Regions from separate parts of the Homo sapiens genome. Here region 1 is linked to region 2. Evidence: chromatin contacts called from ENCODE POLR2A ChIA-PET data. All regions are on one chromosome and are shown on one strand. Each heading gives the region's core, a stretch centred on a gene start or an enhancer-like site at or near the end of the contact. The rest is flanking DNA. Distances are from core to core; before and after follow the strand shown.

Evidence for each region. ChIA-PET counts read pairs that join two places held with the same protein, here RNA polymerase II (POLR2A).
Region 1: POLR2A ChIA-PET joins it to region 2 with 27 read pairs in WTC11. The contact joins two enhancer-like sites. POLR2A ChIA-PET finds 5 or more read pairs at or near these places in 7 of 52 experiments (BJ, H1, MCF 10A and 2 more).

The regions. Positions count from the first base shown.
Region 1 is chr11:118,712,416-118,717,252 of GRCh38, forward strand. The region is part of intron 2 of LOC124902766 (endogenous retrovirus group K member 7 Env polyprotein-like); the gene reads right to left. Among named protein-coding and RNA genes, the nearest start is that of TREH, 35 kb to the left of the region's middle. RefSeq lists enhancers at 3,181-3,986, 3,987-4,794, 4,795-4,837. Within about 2 kb of position 3,495, at least 6 of the 41 ENCODE cell types and tissues checked have a DNase peak (open chromatin) inside an H3K27ac peak, as active enhancers do.
Region 2 is chr11:118,633,498-118,637,929 of GRCh38, forward strand. PHLDB1 (pleckstrin homology like domain family B member 1) reads left to right here. Exons shown (of 23, transcript NM_001144758.3): 10 at 1,896-2,051. Among named protein-coding and RNA genes, the nearest start is that of MIR6716, 8.3 kb to the right of the region's middle. RefSeq lists an enhancer at 1,373-2,043. Within about 2 kb of position 1,419, at least 25 of the 41 ENCODE cell types and tissues checked have a DNase peak (open chromatin) inside an H3K27ac peak, as active enhancers do.

The sequences.
Region 1 (4,837 bases), core at 2,245-4,744, 81 kb after region 2:
CTCCAACTCCTGAGCAATCTTCCTGCCTCAGCCACCCAAAGTGAGCCACTGCGCCCAGCATTTTTTTTTTTTTTTTTTTTTTTTTTTGAGACGGGGTCTCTCTGTTGCCCTGGCTGGAATGTAGTGGTGTGATCTCGGCTCACTGCAGCCTCCAACTCCCAGGCTCAAGTGATCCTGTTACCAGAAAGGGGTCCCAAACCAGATCCAAAGAGAGGGTCCTTGGATCACGAGCAAGAAAGAATTTGAGGCAAATCCATAGAGTAAAGTGAGAGCAAGTTTATTAAGAAAGTAAAGGAATAAAAAATGGCTATTCCATAGGCAGAGCAGCAAGCAGCATGAACTTATTACTTCTTGATTATATGCTAGACAAGGAATAGATTATTCATGAGTTTTCGGGGAAAGGGGTGGGCAATTCCCGGAACTGAGGGTTCCTCCCTCTTTTTAAACCATATAGGGTAACTTCCTCACGTTGCTACGGCATTTGTAAACTGCCATGGTGTTGGTGGGAGTGTATATATGCTAATACATACATACATATAATTAGCATATAATGAGCATGAGGATGACCAAAGGTCACTTCCATCGCCGTTTGGTTTTGGTGGGTTTTGGTTGGCTTCTTTACTGAAACTGTTTTATTAGCAAGGTCTTTGTGACCTGTATCTTGTCTGACCTCCTGTTTTATCCTGTAACTAAGAATGCCTGGGGCTGGACGCGGTGGCTCACGCCTGTAATCCCAGCACTTTGGGAGGCCGAGGTAGGCGGATCACGAGGTCAGGAGTTCAAGACCAGCCTGGCCAACATGGTGAAATTCTGTCTCTACTAAAAATACAAAAATTAGCCAGGCATAGTGGCAGGCATCTGTAATCCCAGCTACTCAGGAGGCTGAGGCAGGAGACTCACTTGAACCCGGGAGGTGGAGGTGCAGTGAGCCGAGATCGTGCCACTGCACTCCAGCCTGGGCAACAAGAGCAAGACTCTGTCTCAAAAAAAAAGGAATGACTGAACCTCCTGAGAATGAAGCCCAGTAGGTTTCATTTTACCCAGCCCCTATTCAAAATGGAGTCTAGGCCAGGCGTGCTGGCTCACACCTGTAATCCCAGCACTTTGGGAGGCTGAGGCAGGCGGATCACAAGGTAAGGAGTTTGAGACCAGCCTGGCCAATATGGTGAAACCCCGTCTCTACTAAGAAATACAAAAATTAGCCAGACATGGTGGTGCACACCTGTATTCCCAGCTACTCAGGAAGCTGAGGCAGGAGAATTGCTGGAACCCAGGAGGCAGAGGTTGCAGTGAGCCAAGATCACACCACTGGACTCCAGCCTGGGCAACAGAGTGAGACTCCATCTCAAGAACAAAAAAACAACAAAAAAACCTCAAATGGAATCTAAAGTTCAAACGCCTCTGACATCTTAGGAAGCCGAAGCAGGAGGATCACTTGAGCCCAGGAGTTTGAGAAAAGCCTGGACAACATAGTGAGACACTGTCTCTATAAAAAAAAATTTTTTAATTGGCCAACCATGGTGTTGCACACTGGTAATCCCAGCTACTCAGGAGGCTGAGGCGGGAGGACCACTTGAGCCCAGCAGGTTGAGGCTGCAGTGAGCTATGACTGCACCATTGCACTCTAGCCTGGGCGACAGAGCAAGACCTCATCTCTCTAAAAAAGAGAAAATAAATAAATAGTATTTGCTTTATTTACAACTGTTTATTTGTCATTTTGGGTTATTTTATTAAAAAATGGTACCTCAAATTGTATTAGTCTCAGGGCCTTGTGAACCCAAAAGTATCTGAGACAGGTCTCAATCGATTTTGAAAGTTTATTTTGCTGCTGGGCGTGGTGGCTCACGCCTGTAATCCCAGCACTTTGGGAGGCCGAGGTGGGCAGATTACAAGGTCAAGAGATTGAGACCATCCTGGCCAACATGGTGAAACCTCGTCTCTACTAAAAATACAAAAAATAAACTGGGCGTGGTGGTGCGTGCCTGTAGTCCCAGCTTCTCAGGAGGCTGAGGCAGGAGAATTGCTTGAACCCAGGAGGCAGAGGTTGCAGTGAGCTGAGATCACACCACTGCACTCCAGCCTGGTGACAGAGCAAGACTTCGTCTGAAAAAAAAAAAAAAGTTTATTTTGCAAAGGTTAAGCAGGGCCCATGGCACAGTCTCAGGAGGCCCTGATGACATGTGCCCAGGGTGGTCAGAATACAGCTGAAGTGGGCGGATCACCTGAGGTCAGGAGTCCAAGACCAGCCTGACCAACATGGAGAAACCCTGTCTCTACTAAAAATACAAAATTAGCCGGGCATGGTGACACATGCCTGTAATCCCAGCTACTCAGGAGGCTGAGGCAGAAGAATCGCTTGAACCCAGGAGGCAGAGGTTGTGGTGAGCCGAGATCACACCATTGCACTCCAGCCTGGGCAACAACAGCAAAACTCTGTCTCCAAAAAAAAAAAAAAAAAAAAAAAAAAAAACAGTTATCAGTAAAAAAGGAATGTCTGGGTTATGATAAGTGGATGTGGAGATCAAGGTTTTATCATGTAAATGAAGCCTCCATGTAGCAGGCTTCAGAGAGAATAGATTGTAAATGTTTCTTATCAGAGGTAAGGTTTGTGTTGATGTTGATGCTGGAGGGATAATGAGGCATGTCCAACCTCCTTTTCTATCATGGCCTGAACTAGTTTTTCAGGTTAACTTTGGAATGTCTTTGGCCAAGAGGAGGGGTCCATTCAGATGATTAGGGGGGCCTTAGAATTTTATTTTTTATTTACAGCCCCCAAACCCACATCTGCCCCTGCACACAGTGACTGCCCCCGTTACCCTGGGGAATGGCTGCAGATCCCTCTGTGCATATGGGGTGGGAGGGTGAGGGCGTGGGGAAGAGTCACAGGTTACCTGTGGCACATTGCAGGGTCCTTCCCAAAGGGGCCTGGCCTGTCTCAGGCCACAGGCCCTGGATCCCTGCACTAGCTTAGCTCTGAGGCCTGTGTAAAAGGTTGTGAAACCACACTGCAGTGACTTGATTTTCAGGGTTGCCCCATCTTTTGGCTTCCCTGGGCTGCTCTGGAAGAAGAATTGCCTTGGGCTGCACATAAAATACACTAACGATAGCTGATGAGCTAAAAAAAAAAAAAAAATCACAAAAAAATCTCATGATGTTTTAAGAAAGTTTGAGAATTTGCATTGGGCCGCATTCAAGGCTGTCTCGGGACACATGCACTCTGTGGGCTGTGGGTTGGACAAGCTTGATTTAGGTTTTGTTCCACCAGACTGGAGTGTTTCATCCTGCCTGTGTCTAGCAGCATGTTAGAAGGCTGCATTCTCTTAGCAGAGACCCTGTGATTGAGACAGAGCAGGATTCCTCCTTAGAGGCCTGTGGCTGCTCCCCCGACCACCCCAGCATGGAAATAAAACAAAAACCTTGAGTTCCTTCCTTCAAGGGAAATTCCAGGCACCTAGCTGACCTTGAGAAGTAAATGAGCAACTTGATAAGCCAGAAAGTGTGAAAGGAAGAATAAAATCTTGGGAGCCCAAATTCACTATGCCAAAAAGGAAAAGTTAAGTGTGGAAGCTGAGTCACGGGAGGGGGCGGGAACAAGTGCCTTTCCTTTTGTTTCTAAACTGATAGCTGCAGATGGAAGGCCACAGGTGGCCTCCTTCACCCTGACAATGTAAATTAACAGCTTATCTTTGCAGGCGGGGGATGAGGGTAGGTAAGGGACAAGAGGAGACTAGAAATCATCGTCCCCACCCACTCCAAGATAAATGCATATTTGACTGTTTCCTGTACTCTGTTTATTTTGTCTTATGTAAAGTGCCAATTTACCATGTGAGATGAATACAGAATTGACTGTTCCTTTTACCCCCCGCCCCCACCCCCTTTTTTTTTTTTCTTTTTTTGAGACGGAGTCTTGTTCTGTCACCCAGGCTGGAGTGCAGTGGTGTGATCTTGGCTCACTGCAACTTCTGCCTCCCGGGTTCAAGCGATTCTCCTGCCTCAGCCTCCCCAGTAGCTGGGATTACAGGCGTGCATCACCACGCCTGGCTAATTTTTGTATTTTTATTAGAGATGGGGTTTCGCCTTGTTGGCCAGGCTGGTCTCAAACTCCTGACCTCAGGTGATCCTCCCACCTCGGCCTCCCAAAGTGCTGGGATTACAGGCGTGAGCCACCGTGCCCGGCCTTCTACTCCCTTTTTTTCCTGTGCAACATGTGGATTCAGTGAGCTTAAACAAAGCCGCAAAACAAAGTGACCATATCCTCCCTCTTTTTTTTTTTTTTAATGTTCCCTTTCCCCTCCTGCCTGCTTTTTCCCCTTTACTTTTTATTTTTATTTTTTGAGATGGCGTCTCTCTCTGTCACCCAGGCTGGAGTGCAATAGCGTGATCTTGGCTCACTGCAACCTCCGCCTCCCAGGTTCAAGCGATTCTCCTGCCTCAGCTTCCTGAGTAGCTGGGATTACAGGTGCATGCCACCACACTCGGCTAATTTTTGTATTTTTAGTAGAGACAGGGTTTCACCATGTTGGTCAGGCTAGTCTCAAACTCCTGACTTTGTGATCCAGCTGCCTCGGCCTCCCAAAGTGCTGGGATTACAGGCCTGAGCCACTGTGCCCGGCCACTTTCATGCACGTCCGTGTAAAGAGACCACCAAACAGGCTTTGTGTGAGCAATAAAGCTTTTAATCACTTGGGTGCAGGCAGGCTGAGTCCAAAAAGAGAGTCAGTGAAGAGAGATAGGGGTGGGGCCATTTTATAAGATTTGGGTAGATAAAGGAAAATTACAGTCAAAGGGGGTTGTTCTCTGGCAGGCAGGAGTGGGGGTCACAAGGTGCTCAGTGGGG
Region 2 (4,432 bases), core at 169-2,668:
TATTCCCCTGCCTGCCCTCTGGAGCCAAGGAGTAAGGAGGCCCAGTTGTGGGCGTGGTCTTGGAGGGCTTGAACAGGACCTCTCTGCCAACATAGTGGCTACCCTTCCTAGCTTTCCCTTGGGGCTTCCCAAATTCAGATACCCATCAGAGGTTGGTAATGGGTAGCCCCTACTCTTCTCCTCACTCCTGAGCCACCTATAACACAGGGTATTTTAAAGGCTGAGTCCAAGGATGAGGAAGCACCTAGACCCCAGGAACTGGCCTGATTAGGTCCTCCTCTCTGGGGATGGGTAGATGAGTTGGGTAGAGGGATGGGAGTGACTGGGTTCAGCATAGGGCCTCACTCCCAGGGATAAAGCTCAGCATTTCAGAAGGAACCTGCCTAACCTCATTTCCCACTGACCTGGAGTTTTTTGGAGGCCTAGACTTCGCTTTCTCTGTGGGGAAGAGAGGTTATTCGAGGCTGTGGTAGTGATGGTGGTGGTGGTGATGGTGGTAGTGATGGCAATGGTGTGGAGGGTTCACTTGGCTTCCCTCCCCTGCCCTCAGCCCATGGCTCCACTCTGGCTTTGGAATCAGTAACCACAGTTTCTCCTCTGCCTGTCCTTTGAGGGGTGACTCACCAAACCCTCCCCTCGTCCCCCTTCCCACCCTCAGAGGTGTCATCTCACCCCAGAAAGAACCGTCCACCCCCTCTGTACCCACTCCTGGGACTCATTACCATGGAAACAGCCCGAACTAATTGCAACCCTCATCCCTGAAGTTCAGCCTGCAGGGCCAACACCCCACCCCGACCCTGGGCAGGAGGGGAGGGAGGCCAAGGGTGTTGGGTTGGGGTCCCCTCTGCCACACTGCTTTAACATCCTCAGCTCCTGATTGACGCCCAACCCTGGATTTAACCCTCACCATCACTACCCTTTTTCCCTGGGTTAAATTTTGGTCTCTGGGCTGTAGTAGAAGGGGAGGGATGAGAGCTGGAGGCTCTGTGATGCAGAACCAGCCTTGACTGGTTTGGAGAGAAAACAGAGGGCCTTTTCTCGAGACCTACCCAACAATTTCAGTTCAAGGGACTTCAGGAGACCAAAATCTGTGCCCTGCCCCCACACCTCTGCCTGTGTTACCTCATCCCCTGCACCTCTGACTGCCGTGTTACCTTCAGCTCCTGGCCTTGGGCCCTCTCCCTCTTCACCTCTTTCCCTCCTCACTTTCCCTTTCTGCCCTTTTCTTTCTCCTCGCCTGGTTATTCTCCTCTTTGATTCTAGCCTTTTTTTCTCCTCTCTCAACCCCCATTGCCGACCCCCATTCTGTCCCGCCCTGGCCGCCCTCCCGCGCTCCCCTCCCGCCGCTGCCGGGCCGGAGTTGAGGAGTGTGTGTTCTGTTTCTCCCCTGTGCCCCGCCCTCTCCCTCGCCCTCCCGCCGACCAGGAGAGGGCGGAGCTGGCCGCGGGACGGAGGCACCTGGAGGCCCGCCAGGCGCTCTACGCCGAGCTCCAGACGCAGCTCGATAACTGCCCCGAGTCAGTGCGGGAACAGTTACAGGAGCAGCTGAGAAGGGTCAGTTCCACCGCCCCCCCTCCCCCGGCCCCGCGGGCCACGCCCCAGAAGGAAGAGAGGAGAGCGGTGGGACGGGACCACCTGGCCTCTGCAGTACCTGCCGGACACCAGGGTCGGTGCTGCGGTTTGGAGGGAACCGGGAAGGTTGGGGAATCAGCGCTCCAGGCCATGATGCCCGCAAAAGGGCAAGGCCAAGTACAGCGGGAGCTGGGGGGAGGCAGGTTTCTTACCCAATTTCCCCGGGTCCAGCCCCATACAACGCATGCCCCTGTGGCCTGGTCTTCCAGGCCCAGAGTGGCATTGCAAGCACCACCCAACCCCCTTTGTCACTGTCGTTGAAGGAGGCAGAGGCCCTGGAGACTGAGACAAAGCTCTTTGAGGACTTGGAGTTCCAGCAGTTGGAGCGGGAGAGCCGCGTGGAGGAGGAGCGCGAGCTGGCCGGCCAGGGGCTGCTCCGGAGCAAGGCTGAGCTGCTCCGCAGCATCGCCAAGAGGAAGGTGTGCCCCACCTCGTTCCCTGCTGCGTGCTGTTGGAGGCCAGTGACCTGGGTTTGAATCCCAATGACCTCACAAAAGTTAACTTCGTCTTTTGTGCCTGGATTTCCTTGTCTGTAAAATGAGAATTACAACAGGTTGTTGTGAGAATTAAACAAGATGTAAAGACAGAATAGGATGTGATTGTAATGAGCACTCGGTGAAGAATAACTATTATTAAGCTCTGACTCCCCTCAGTCTTCCAGTGGAAAGTGGATTCTGCTCCCATTCAGAGCTTGGCACTGGCCCAGCAGGAAGGTGAAAGATGGAGGAGGAGGAGGCTTGCCCCTGTGCTTGCAGAGCTCTTGTCTGGTGGAAGTGCTGGGACACACAGAAAGATTTGAGATCTGGATATTAGAGCCAGCTAGGGGCCCTAGAAAGGGCATTCATTTCGGTTCCAGCCATGGCTCAGCCCTGCCTTGGCTGAGCTATAAAACAAGGGTTATTGGGTATTGTGGCCTGGCCAGCTGTGACACGCTAGCTAGATACTGTGATCACCTGCTCTTGATCTCAGCCAGACCACAGGATGGTGGCACAGGTGACTGTGTATGTTTGGGGAGTAAAGCTGGGAGGAGGTATGTGTTAGTAAGGGTTGGGAAGAGGTGAGGGAGGGATTGGAGAGGATGGCTCAAGCAGCTTCCACCCTTATGGCTGAAGCTTGTGGCCATGCACATGCACACATGCATGTACATTTTGCTTGGCTGGAGTTAGTGTGGGGGAAGTGAGGGTGGTGAGATTGGGGAGGGGTGTCTAAAATTGGTGACGTAGGGGATTTGCTGGTTAGCCTGGGGTTGGTGGTAAGTGGGGAGCTGCTGGACTTTCCTTGAGTCCAGATCCCATGCTTCTCTCCCTGAGCTGCTGTCTTACAAACGCACTTTCTGGATGTAAGACTGACTGATGAAAGGAGGGAAGAAAATTGACACACCTAAGCACATGGGTGTGTGTCAGGCACCTTGCTGGGAGCCTTCCTTGGATTACCTCAATGCTGTCCTTAGGACGGTATCACAAGACAAGTGCTGTTATTCCCATTTTATAGACAAGGAAACTAGGAGTAGGAGAAGCTACACATTTTGCCCAAAGCCTCCCATTATATAAGCTTCAGAGTCAGAATTGGAACCCAGGCCTGTTGGCCCAAATCCCACGTTCCTTCGACTGTACTGCACTGAGGCTAGGGGCGGGCACTTCTCTAGCCTCTTCCTCTTTCTTTCTGGAGGGAATGCGGTAGGGAGCTGTAGATCAGCTAATCTCATCCCTTTGGGGTTCTGGTGAGTATAAGCTCCAGGGAGTTTGGGAGGGCTTGGCAGTAGTGGATTCCTCTTCCCACACCCACCCTGCCTCCTGGGAAACCGGAGCTCAGCCCCTAGGACCTGGGGTGTCACATTCTTCCCCATGCTCCTCCTTAGGAACCTTATCCAGCTTTCATCCTCAGACCCTAGTGTCCCACCCTAGGCTCTGTCTGCCCTGGTGCCCTGTGCTCCCCTGCCCTTTCCACTCTGATTCAGAGTGACTCAGAGTACTGGTCTGGGAGTCCAATAGATGATTCTAATCCGTGCTCTACCACTTAGCTGGCTAAGAGATCTTAGCTCCTAAATATGTTGGTGTTCTCACCTATAAAATGGGTATAAATGCACCTGCCTCATAAAGGAGCTTATTAAATTACGTAACAAATGCAAAACATTTAGCAGAGTTCCTGGCTCCTAATGGGTTCTTAGTAGATGGCAGCTCTTGCGGTGAGGATTACTGCCTAGCCTACTTTGTTGTTGTTGTTGATTTTGAGACAGAGTCTCGCTGTTGTCGCCCAGGCTGGGTTGCAATGGTGTGATCTCACCTCACTGCAACCTCCACCTCCCAGGTTCAAGCGATTCTCCTGCCTCAGCCTCTCAAGTAGCTGGGATTACAGGTGCCCCCCCAACCCCACACCTGGCTAATTTTTGTATTTTTGGAAGAGGTGGGATTTCACTCTGTTGGCCAGGCTGGTCTCAAACTCCTAACCTCAGGTGATCCAGCCTCCTCAGCCTCCCAAAGTGCTAAGATTACAGGCATGAGCCACAGCGCCCGGCCAGCCTACTTTGGTCTTTTCTTGGACTGACCCCAAATTTAGGACATCTCCCTTCTTTAACTCTTCCTTTCCCATGATTTGTTCCTAAAGATGGTGGTTTAAGGCCGCCTTCTTCAGGAAGCCCTCCTGGGATTAACCCAGCCCATTTTTCCCATCTCTCATCCTTCCCCCTTACTTACTATCTTTTCATTTCCTTTTAGCACATGATTGTTGAGCCAGGTACTGTTCTAAAAGCCCTATTGGGGGTATAAAGACAGAAAAGACAATGTGGATCTTACGTTTGGGG